2 separate regions of the Homo sapiens genome follow, and region 2 is linked to region 1. The links are chromatin contacts, found by Hi-C or POLR2A ChIA-PET in ENCODE. All regions are on one chromosome and are shown on one strand. Each heading gives the region's core, a stretch centred on a gene start or an enhancer-like site at or near the end of the contact. The rest is flanking DNA. Distances are from core to core; before and after follow the strand shown.

Region 1 (6,097 bases), core at 1-2,500:
ACTGCTGCCCAGCATGGGGACCCCGGAGGTGGGCAAGAAGCTGAGAAAGACAGACAGACAGAGGGACAGCACAGTCAGCCTCTGTCTCCTCCCCAGGGAATCGGCTTCTCCATCCACACAGGCGGGGCTGGGAAGGACTCCATCTCCCAGTCCTCTTATAGGCTCTAATTTTGGGGGTTTTTTTGTTTTGTTTTATTTTGGTTTTTGAGATGGAGTTTCACTCTTGTCACCCAGGTTGGAGTGCAATGGCGCGATCTCAGCTCACTGCAACCTCCGCCTCCCAGGTTCAAGCGATTCTCCTGTCTCAGCCTCCGGAGTAGCTGGGATTACAGGCGTGCGCCACTACACCTGGCTAATTTTTGTATTTTTAGTAGAGACGGGGGTTTCACCACGTTGCAGGCTGGTCTGGAACCCCTGACCTCTCAGGTGATCCACCCGCTTCAGCCTCCCAAAGTGCTGGGATTACAGGTGTGAGCCACCACTCCCGGCCTGGGTTCGAATTTTTTAGCTAGCTCTGGTTCAGTCTCAAAGGCCAGAAGCAGGAGGGCTCTGGGGTTTGGGCGGAAGGGGAAGCCAAGGAGGCCAGGGCAGGTGGGGGCCCAGATCCAGCAAGAGCCCTGAGCCAACCAGAGCCAGGTCAGAGTGAGGCTTTCTCCCTGCTGCAGGCAGCCCCGGAGCTCCGCCTGGCACCCCAGCGGCCTGGCTGGGGCCCAGCTCTCTAAGCAGATAATTCAGGGCCCCAGTCTCAAAAAACAAAAAACAGCCTCCAAAGCCTTCTGGGCAGCTGACCCTCTGTTGCTAGATCTTCGGGGTCCCCCTCCTTCCCACCCAAGTGTCTGAGAAGGGGTCGTCTCCCCACCCACCACTTGAGGGTGAAATAGTGGAGGTGGAGTTAGCAGTAATGCCCAGGGGAGTGGTCCCAAAGAGCTACCCAGGTGGCAGGAGGCAGTGGGAAGCCAGAGCCAGGAAGGGTGGGGCCCAGGGCCATTTGCCCAGTGCCCGTCCAGGTGCCCCGTGACTCAGAGTGCAGCCTGCGCGGCCTGGGGTCCCGCTACTGTAGAGTGAGGCCCGGCCCAGCCCCCACTACCTGACACCAGGCCGGCTCTCCCTTCCTGTTCTCCCCGGGCACTCCCATGCTCCAGGGGGGCACTTGCTGTGCCTCACCCTGTGCCTCCAAGCCATGCTGGGGTGCAGGCACGAATCCTCCTCCAGGGGGCATCCACCCAGCACTGAAGGAGTCATTCAGAAACTGCCTGGCTCACGGCCATGCCGGGCTTAAAGCTCTCCAGTGGCTTCTCCCTGAGTTGACTCAGCAGCTCACCATGACCTTCAAGGCCGTGGAGAGGTGCCGCCTCACCACCCTGACCTCATCCTTCCTCCTCTCCTCCACTCTGGCCACGCTGGTTCCTCAATCGCTCTCCCCCACTCGGCACCTTTGCATCGCCGACCACTCAACTTGGAGCTCAACATGTCTGAGTCACACACTCCCCAACTCCCTACACACACACATTCACACATGCTCACACGCATGCACATTCACACATGCTTACACACATTCACACATGCTCACACACATTCACACACACACACGCACACACACACACACCCTTTCCCCTTATCCCATACTGGTCTCTCAAATGTCCCTTTCTCAGAAAAGTCCTTTCATGACCTGGCATGGTAGCTCACACCTGTAATCCCAGCACTTTGTGAGGCTGAGGCAAGAGGATTGCTTGAGCCCAGGGGTTCAAGACCAACTTGGACAACATGGTGAGACCTCATCTCTACAAAAAAATCCAAAAATTAGCCTCACATGATGGAGCACACCTGTCATCCCAGCAACAAGGGAGGCTGAGGCAGAAGGATCACTTGAGCCCAGGAGTTCAAGGCTACAGTGAGCTGTGATCACACCACTGCACTCCAGCCTGGGTGACAAAGTGAGACCCTGTCTCAAAAAACAAAAGAAAAGAAAAGTCCTTTCTCTTGTAAAGCAGCCCCCATCCTCCTCCCACAGCAGGGTTCCACTCCATGCACCCGGCACCTTCGCGTGCTTGCTTTGCCTGCTCCCCTGTCAAGTGGAAGCCATCATGGGCTCACCCATGACTGCAGTGCAGAGAGCGCAGTGCTGAGCCCACTGGGTCCATGAGAGCACCGATGTCCGCTGCCCACTGATCTCTGCTGGGCTCCATTCTAAGCACTTCCCACATCTCAATCACTTAATCCCCTCCTCAGCTGCAAAATACAGGAGCTGGCCGGGCGCGATGGCTCACACCTGTAATCCCACCACTTTGGGAGACCGAGGTGGGCAGATCACAAGGTCAGGAGATCAAGACCACGGTGAAATCCCGTCTCTACTAAAAATACAAAAAAAAAAAAAAATTAGCCGGGCACGGTGGCGGGCACCTGTAGTCCCAGCTACTCGGGAGGCTGAGGCAGGAGAACGGCGTGAACCCGGGAGATGGAGCTTGCAGTGAGCCGAGATTGCGCCACTGCACTCCAGCCTGGGCGACAGAGAGACTCCATCTAAAAAAAAAAAAAAAAAAATGCAGGATCTATTGGTTATCCCCACTTTACAATGAAAAAAATTGATGCCCAGAGAGGTTAAGTCACTTGCTTAAGGCCACACAGCCAGGAAGTGGCAGAGCCAAGATACTGAAGGCAGTTTTTTTTTTTTTTTATGTTTTTGAACAAATGAACTCTTATTTCAGAGGCCAGGAAAGTGCAGCTCAGAAGGGAATGGGGGCAAGTAGGGCAGCTGAGGCTGAAATCTCAGTCCTCCTCTGGCGCTAAGAGCTCGCAGTCTCCCAGCCCCACTCTACCCACAACCCCACCCCACCCTCCACCCCCTGCTCCCCGCCACCTCCTCCACTCCATTCCTTTGTATTTTGTTTTGTTTTGTTTTGTTTTGTTTTGTGTTTTTGGAGACAGAGTCTTGCTCTTACCCAGGCTGGAGTGCAGTGGCTCGATCTCAGCTCACTGCAACCTCTGCCTCCTGGGTTCAAGCAATTCTCCTGCCTCAGCCTCCCACATAGCTGGGATTACAGGCAAGCGCCACTACGACCGGCTAATTTTGTATTTTTAGTAGAGACAGGGTTTCTCCATGTTGGTCAGGCTGGTCTCGAACTCCCGACCTCAGGTGATCCACCCGCCTCGGCCTCCCAAAGTGCTGGGATTACAGGCGCGAGCCACTGCACCCGGCTCCACTCCACTCCTTGTTGCTGTCGGGTGGGACAGCAAGGCTGGAGCCCAGCATCCAATTAGGAAACAAGGTGGAAATCCAGGGCCAAGCCCCATGGCTGCCAGTTGCCCTCGTAATTAAAGACACACACATTAAAGACAGCTCCGAGGTGCCATTAAACATCCATTAAACTGGCAAAAAATAAATCCAAAAGGTAAAACTCAACTCTAGTTGGCAACTGCAGCAGAGAACACAGCACAGGTCACAGGTGGCTCAGAGGCAACAGCCCTCACACCTGGCTCCCTGTCCCTGCCCTGAATTGTTCCATGTGGGAACTGGGCCACACTGGTCAGCTTCATCAAAGATAGATTTGCCAAATTGGCATACAATTCACATGTCATAAAATTCACTCTCTAAAAGCGTACAAGTCAGCACGGTCTCAGAATTTCCTGAGACCAATAAAACCTCCGGAGCCCTTTGACCCAGCACTCCAGCGTTTGGGAATAAGCCCTGTAGAAGGAGCCCAAGAGGAAACAAAAATAGAAGTGTGTCCAAAGCTGGAAGCTGCCCCAGCCAAACACTGGAAACACCCAGCTCTCCACCAAGATAAACCACGCGAGCCACAGCTTGCGGGCAATATCCCATCTCCATCCTCACCACTGCTCAGCCCAGACCTCCCTCATCTTCCTGGCCTGCAGACCTTAGCAGTGGCTGTTCCCACCCCTGGAACACCCTTCCCACCTGGTACCTGATGCCTGCAGGGCCCATGCACGGCATATTCACTGCTGTATCCCCAGAGCCTCGCACAGTGCCTGGTGCAGAGATGATTTTCAGCAAAGAGGCACTGAAGGGAAGATACCTATGTGACTGTGAGGAGACACAGGTGAGCAAGTGGAACCTCTGAACACCTGATTGGGCCACTCATAATGACATGAGAATTGCAATGCTCAGAGGAGAAAAGCAGCTTCTTTTGGTGAGAAGTCACTGAGATTAAAGATCTGTCTTAGGGTCGGGCATAGTGTCTCATGCTTGTAATCCCAGCACTTTGGGAGGCCAAGGCAGGAGGATCACTTGAGCAGAGGAGTTTGAGACCAGACCAGGCAACACAGAGAGACTTTGTCTCTACCAAAAAAAATCAAAAATTATCTGAGCATGGTGGTTCATGCCTGTAGTCCCAGTTACTAGGGAGACTGAGGCAGGAAGATCACTTGAACCCAGGAGGTAGAGGCTGGTGGTGAGCCGAGATCGTGCCACTGCACTCCAGCCTGGGTGACAGAAGGAGACCCTGTCTCAAAAAAAAAAAAAAAAAAAAAAGGCCGGGAGGCCTTTGGGAGGCCAAGGCGGGCGGATCACGAGGTCAGGAGATCGAGACCATCCTGGCTAACACGGTGAAACCCCGTCTCTACTAAAAATACAAAAAATTAGCCGGGCATGGTGGCGGGCGCCTGTAGTCCCAGCTACTCAGGAGGCTGAGGCAGGAGAATGGCATGAACCCGGGACGCGGAGCTTGCAGTGAGCCGAGATTGTGCCAGAGCAAGACTCCATCTCAAAAAAAAAAAAAAAAAAGATCCGCCTGTGCCTTAGTGGTGATGGTTGCACAACTCGGTGAATATATTGAAAACAACCGACTTGTACACTTTAAAAAAAAAAAAGAGACAAGGTCTCATTATATTGCCCAGACTGGTCTCAAACTCCTGGACTCAAGTAAGCATCCCCCTTCACCCCCACAAAGTGCTGGGATTACAGGCATGAGCCACCATGTCTAGCCTTTGTACAATTTTACAGGCTGAATTTTATGATATGTGAATTGTATGTCAATTTGGCAAATCTATCTTTGATGAAGCCGAACCATGTGGCTCAGTTCCCGCAGAAACTAATTCAGGAAAGGGACAGGGAACCAGGAAAGAGGGCTGTTGTCCTCAGCAGTGAAACTGACTTGGGGCCCTGAAGGTTAGAGTGATCTGGGCAGGGGCATCCCAGCGGGGAACATTGTCTGGTAGATGCTGAAAGGGAAGAGATTGGAGGACCCACAATTGGGAATCAGGGTGACTTTGGTGACCAAGGTTGCAGGGAATGGGGACAGAGGCTTGGAGAGAAGTCACTGGGGAGATGAGGGGACCACACGTGGATCTGGGCCAGCTTCGTATTAACCATGCCCTTCCATGGCTGACAGGAAAGGCAGGGAAGTGGGCATCTCCTGGGAAGCATGGAACCTCAAAGGTCCCTCTTCTCAGAGGTGATCCCTGTGTGGCCACACTGCTTGCTGTCCACCCAATATCCTTTCTCTCTCTCTCCCTGACTAAAAAAACTCATAATTTTTAATTTAGACACATGGCACCCTGGAATGAAGTTGATACTTCTCAGCTTCCTTTGCAGCTAGTATGACCATGTGACTAAGTTCTGTCCAGTGAGATGTAAGTGGAAGGGATATATGACAGCTTCCAGAAAAAGCTTCTTGACAGACAGCTGGCATGGGCCTTTTATCTTCTGTTCTTCATTTCCTCCTTCCTGCAGGCTGGACGATGAATGTGATGGCTGGAACTCAAGCAGCCACAGTGGATCATAAGGTAAAGACGTGTTTAAAATGGCAGAGCAGCAAGACAGAAGGAATAATCACACAGCTAGCATACTAGCTCAACCTCTCTAGTGCATACCTGTGAGCTAAGCCTTTGTTTTTTTGTTGTTGTTGTGTTGTTTTGTTTTGAGATGGAGTTTTGCTCTTGTTGCCCAGACAATGGCACAATCTCGGCTCACTGCAATCTCCACCTCCCAGGTTCAAGCGATTCTCCTGCCTCAGCCTCCTGAGTAGCTGGGATTACAAGCATGCACCACCACGCCCTGCTAATTTTGTATTTTTAGTAGAGACGGGGTTTCTCCATGTTGGTCAGGCTGGGCTCGAACTCCGGACCTCAGGTGATCCGC
Region 2 (5,786 bases), core at 2,862-5,361, 47 kb before region 1:
AGGCAGAAGAATCGCTTGAACCTGGGAGGCGGAGGTTGCCATGAGCTGAGATCATGCCACTGCACTCCCGCCTGGGCGTCAGAGCGAGACCTTGTCTCCAAAAAAAGAAAAGACAATGACAGCAACACACAGGGACGGCTGCTTCGGTGGGAACTGCTGCCTACTGACGGCACAAAGAGTCGGGGCTTGTAGGCTAGTGGAGGGGTCAGGAGGGGCTGCTCTGAGAAATAAAGCCATCCGAGCATTGACGGATGACATGGCATCAGCCTGGCCAAGAGAAGGGGAAAGCGTGCCCCACAGAGGGAACAGCAAGTGCAAAGGATGAGCACAATGCATTTGAGGACCTGGAAGAGGTTTGATTTGGCCAGAGCAGAGCCCATGGCAGGAGATGGTGAGAAAGGGGACTGGAAAGGTAACAGGGGCCAGGCTGCATGAGTCATGGAAAGAGGCGTGGGCTTTATCCTACAGAAGTTGAAAGATTAGATATGTGTTGCTCTCATTGTTTTAACTCCCCTGGCTTCTATATGGAGGACCGTATGGAGGAGGGGTGGGAGATGCTGGGACATCGTTCGTAGGGAATCGTGGTGTCCAGAGAAGACATGATGGTGATTTGATGTGATGATCACGGGAAGGAGAAGAAGGGACGGTCTGCCAACATCCATCCCTTTCTCCACCTCCTCTGCATCGGGGGAGGGAGGTGAGGAGGGTAGGTGACAAGTCTGGCCAATGACACGGTCAGCAGTGATGTACATCACTTCCAGAATATCCCCACACTCTCCTTCACCCCCATCTCCCTGGGATGGTAATGCTCCCAGGGTAAGCCTGGGAGCCTCGGGCCAAGTCCCTAGAGCCTGGGTCCAAGAGCCCCTGGTTCCCTTTGCCCCACTGGGCTGCAGCAGGAGGGACCTACCACGCCTCTCTGCCCTGAGACAAAGACCAGTCCCCTCTCCAGTAAAAATCCTTATCTCTGGAGAAGGAAGCAGGATGAATGGGGAGGAATCTACAACCACTCCCACATTAATAATGTTCATGCATGCGTACATGCCTGATCGTTCTTTGAGCTCTTCATCTGTTTTTTTTTTTCTTTTTTCTCTATTTCCCCCTTTTCCTTAAACCACGGCCCATTCAAACAGGCAGTACTTGCCTTAGGCGAGGCAGGTGTTAGGTAAAAACACCTGTGGGTGCCGGGCACGGTGGCTCATGCCTGTCATCCCAGCACTTTGGGAGACCGAGGCGAGCGGATCACGAGGTCAGGAGATAGAGACCATCCTGGCCAACATGGTGAAACCTCGTCTCTACTAAAATACAAAAAGTTAGCCCGACATGGTGGTGTGCACCTGTAGTCCCAGCTATTCGGGAGGCTGAGGCAGGGGAATCGCTTGAACCCGGGAGGCAGAGGTCACAGTAAGCCGAGATCATGCCACTGCACTCCAGCCTGGCAACAGAGTGAGACACAGTAAAAAACAAACAAAAAAAAAAAACAAAAAAACTAAACAAACAAACAAAAAACACCGATGGGTCTTCTTAACTTTTGTCCTCCAAAATCCTTTGTCTTGGAGAAAAAAGGAGAGCCAGCCTTGGGCATCCTGAGAGCAGAGATTCCTGCCTCTACTCACAGCAGCCTGCCAAGAGAAAGCCTAGGCCCCAGGGAGGAACCGTGCTGGGGCCTCTCAAAAGGGGGCCCACTAGTGGCTCACCCAGGGTCTCCTGCCCTGAGCGCGCCATGGAAGGATCTTGTGGGCTTTAAGGACTGGAGTGTGGACGTGTCAGAAGTTCCTGTGTGCACCCATGATGGGGGCCCTCCTGGCCCCTACTTGCTGCTCTGGTCCCTCAGAGGTCTCTGCCGCTGTGACAGGACCCTGAGCAGGGTAGGAAGTTCACCAGGAAAATTGGAAGCTACTTTTTCTCTGCCAGTTCAGCCAAGGTCTTGATGTCAGAAACACTGCTGAGTGGTTAAAAACAAGTGGTGGGAGGCGGTGGCTTACACCTGCAATCCCAGCACTTTGGGAGGCCGAAGCGGGCAGATCACTTGAGGTCAGGAGTTTGAGACCAGCCTGGCCAACATAGTGAAAGCTCGTCTCTACTAAAAATACAAAAATTAGCTGGGTGTGGTGGTGCACACTTGTAATTCCAGCTACTTGAGAGGCTGAGGCAGGAGGATCACTTGAACCCAGGAGGCGGAGGTTACAGTGAGCTGAGATTGTGCCACTGCACTCCAGCCTAGGCAACAGAGTAAGACTCCATCTCAAAAAAAAAAAAAAAAGTGATTTTTCTTGCACACCTGAGTCAGTGCCCTGAGCTTCTTACACTTTACACAACAGTTATTAGGGATACCCTCCCCCAGTGACATCTGAGGGCAGCTGCGGAGGGCAGAGTCTTCCCCACAGCAGAGCCGGAGCACCCCTTCTGGGAAGGCTCAGCTTTGGGGAGGAAGGGCTTCCCTTTCCAAGCAGGCCAGGGACTCCCCACACACATCCCAGGCTGCGTCTGCCCTGGAGATGAAGTCACAAGCCAGCCTCAGGGTTACCTCCGGGCTCCAGTCCCCCCAGCCTAGTCCTGCGGTGCTTCTCCCCACAGCCCTTCTTTCCCCACTCACAGGCAAAGCAAGATCCCTGGAGATTCCAGTTCCCGCCTGGCCCTGGTTCTGTCACCGCTCCCCTGACAGCCCCTACATGCCCACAGCGTCAACCAGCACATCACTTCACGGCCAGCGGCCGCCCCGTGCCTGCCCGCGGCTCCCCTCTGCAGCCTCCAGGCCGGCCCCACCCAGTGCGGAGAGTCAGGCCTTCCTGGCCGGGTCTGAATCCCGCATCCCCCGGCTACAATACAGTCCCAGTAGGCAACAGGGTCCCCGTGGAGGGGAATCAACTGAAGAACGAAGTGTTTACTTCAGAGCTTCTACCACGGCGCTGTGTGCTTCCCTCAGAGAGCGACACACTCACACACACTCTCACACTCACGCTCACACACTCACACCCACATACACACACACGCTCACACCCGCACACGTTCACACGCTCACACCCACACACACGTTCAAACCCACACACTCACACGCGTTCACACCCACACACGTCCACACGCTCACACCCACACTCACACGCTCACACCCACGCGTTGACATGCTCACACACACACCCACACACACACGCTCACACCCACACACATGCTCACACATGTGCACTCACACTCAAACTGACACAGCCACACTGACACACACTAACACACATACATACACTCAACACATTGACACATTTACACACATACATACACTGACACACACTGACACATTCTTACACACATTCACACACTCATGCACACACACTGTCACATGCTTACAATCACAACATACTCAGGCTTTGTTCACACTCACACTTATATGTCCACACTGTCACACATGTTCACACATACACTCAAATCACACAAAACACACAGGCTTTGTTCACATACATTCATACACATTCACACTTACACATGCAAACACAATCCTCACAGCACACACCTGCATACACACCCACACACTTGTGCTTACACACACCCACACTCATCCACATTCTCACACTCACGTGCTCACATACACACTCCCATACACCCACACACTCGTGCACTCATGAGTTCGCACTCACATGCTCCCTAGCATCCTCATATTCACTCACACGTCTTCACACGCTCACATAGACACACAGGTGCTCACACACAATCTCACACTGACACACTTATTTACTCACATACGCACACATTCACATACACAAGAGTGTGCTCCCACGCCCATCCTGGCCGCTCCCAGGCAGCTACTGACACACGCCAGGTCGGTGGCGATTCACACTCCGTGCTGAGAGGTATTCAGAGGGTGGGGCGCCATCTGGTCCTCACTTTTCGTGGGGGCGGGGGTAGTGTTCAGAACACTTGGCTCTGGCTGATGCCGGAAGGGAAAGGCCGGTGGCCCAGGGAAGGGGGACCGGGAGCGAGGGAAGAGCATCGCTCTCTCTTTCCTGGACATGGGTCCCTTCCTGAGCAAGCCTGAACTGGCCTCAATTTTCCTGGGTTCTCTTAATAATTTTTTGGTAAACTGCCTTTTGTGGGGGAATCCCAGCGCGCCACGCACTTTGCCAAGCGTTTGGCCGTGCACCCGTCGGCAATTCCAGTGGCTGTTGTTCCATCCGCACTTCACTCTAGAGGCCACGGAGACTCAAGCCCAAGTGGTTTTGGTCACGACTGCACAGCTGGGAGAAGAGCCCTGGTATGAAGCCACTCGGCGGCTCAGTTCATGGTTCTGCAAAGCTTCCCCGACGCCCAGCTCTCCTGCCCTCAAGCATGCCCACTCCCTGGGGACCCTTCAGCACATCCCTGGAATCACTCTCTCCCTCCCCCATGCAGACTGTGTCCCCAGCCCATTCCCGCAGAGACAAAGGTCAGATCCACCACTTCTGTCCCTCGTCCCCTACTCATGGTCCACAACACCCTCCACCACCATCACGGGCCCAGCGGGCGACTGCAGGGCAGGAAAGGGAGAGCCTCCGCTCCTGCATCAGCCTCCAGGAGCTCCGCCAAGAAAAATGAGGGCAAGGACACACTCCGCTGGCGAGGCCTGCTATTTCATTTTAAAGGAGACAGTGCTTCCTGGATCTTGCTCGTGCTGCTGCAAGTCATATAAAATGATAGGATCTTTCTGAAGGGCAGTGTGATCACATATATCAAAGACCTTTAAAACGTGCATGCAGCGGCACATCCTTTAGCCTATTAACTTCACTTCTAGGAAACGTATCCTAAGGAAATATTTGGACAGGTGAGCAAAGACGTAGGTACAAGGATGTTCACTGCAGCACTGTTTAAAATAGCAAGGAGCTGTAGCCAAAAATAGAAACAATCTAAATAAATCATTGCATACCCATATAATGAAGCACCCTACAGCTACAAAGAATAATTGTAAAATATAGTCATTGACATAGAAAGATATTCACAATCTATTTTTGACTTTAGACAGGCTATAATAACCTATTTACATTTTGATGCCATTTTAACTAAAAATCTGTATCAATAAAGAAAATTCTAGGCCGGGCATGGTGGCTCACACCTGTAATCCCAAAACTTTGGGAGTCCGAGGTGGGAGGCTTGCTTGAGCCCAGGAGTTCGAGACCAGCCTGGACAACATAGTGAGACTCCATCTCTACAAAAAACAACAACAAAATCAAAAAATGAGGTGTGAGAATTGCTTCAGCCCAGGAGGTTGAAGCTGCAATGAACTATGATCATGTCACTGCACTCCCGCCTGGGTGACAGAGTGAGACCCTGCCTCAAAAAGAAAAAAAACAAAGAAAAACTTAGAAGTGAATGCATCAGACCAGGCGAAGTGGCTCATGCCTGTAAGTGGCACTTTGGGAGGCCAACACGGGTGGATCACCTGAGGTCAGGAGTTCGAGACCAGCCTGGCCAACGTGGTAAAACCCCGTCTCTACTAATAATACAAAAATTAGCCTGGTGGGATGTTGCGCACCTGTAATCCCAGCTACCTGGGAGGCTGAGACAGGAGAATCACTCGAACTTAGGAGTGGGAGGTTGCAGTGAGCTGAGATACCGCCACTGTACTCCAGCCTGGGTGTCACAGCAAGAATCTGTCTCAAAAAAAAAAAAAAAAAAAAAGAATTGAATGCATCAAAATATTAACTAACACAGTTTATCTATGGAGAGTAATGCCACGAGTGATTTTTTGAAATCTCCTTTGCATTTACTGATTTTTTCTTTTTTTTTTTTTTTGAGACGGAGTCTCGCTCTGTTGCCCAGGTTAG

What was found. Hi-C counts contacts between places; a loop is a spot of excess contacts on that map. ChIA-PET counts read pairs that join two places held with the same protein, here RNA polymerase II (POLR2A). Pooled maps may share reads with other maps.
Region 2: a loop to region 1 is called in a map with no recorded cell type, with 20 times the contacts of the local background. The contact joins two enhancer-like sites. A Hi-C loop is called at or near these places in 2 of 37 single-sample maps with no recorded cell type and 4 of 50 pooled maps. POLR2A ChIA-PET finds 5 or more read pairs at or near these places in 10 of 52 experiments (A673, AG04449, CD4-positive, alpha-beta T cell and 7 more).

Annotation. Positions count from the first base shown.
Region 1 is chr11:64,327,129-64,333,225 of GRCh38, reverse strand. LOC102723878 (a long non-coding RNA gene) reads left to right here. Exons shown (of 4, transcript NR_188518.1): 3 at 5,690-5,742. Among named protein-coding and RNA genes, the nearest start is that of CCDC88B, 10 kb to the left of the region's middle. RefSeq lists enhancers at 1,355-1,404, 1,670-2,192. Within about 2 kb of position 1,250, at least 19 of the 41 ENCODE cell types and tissues checked have a DNase peak (open chromatin) inside an H3K27ac peak, as active enhancers do.
Region 2 is chr11:64,377,443-64,383,228 of GRCh38, reverse strand. No RefSeq gene overlaps it. Among named protein-coding and RNA genes, the nearest start is that of MIR1237, 12 kb to the right of the region's middle. RefSeq lists an enhancer at 3,417-4,034. Within about 2 kb of position 4,111, at least 3 of the 41 ENCODE cell types and tissues checked have a DNase peak (open chromatin) inside an H3K27ac peak, as active enhancers do.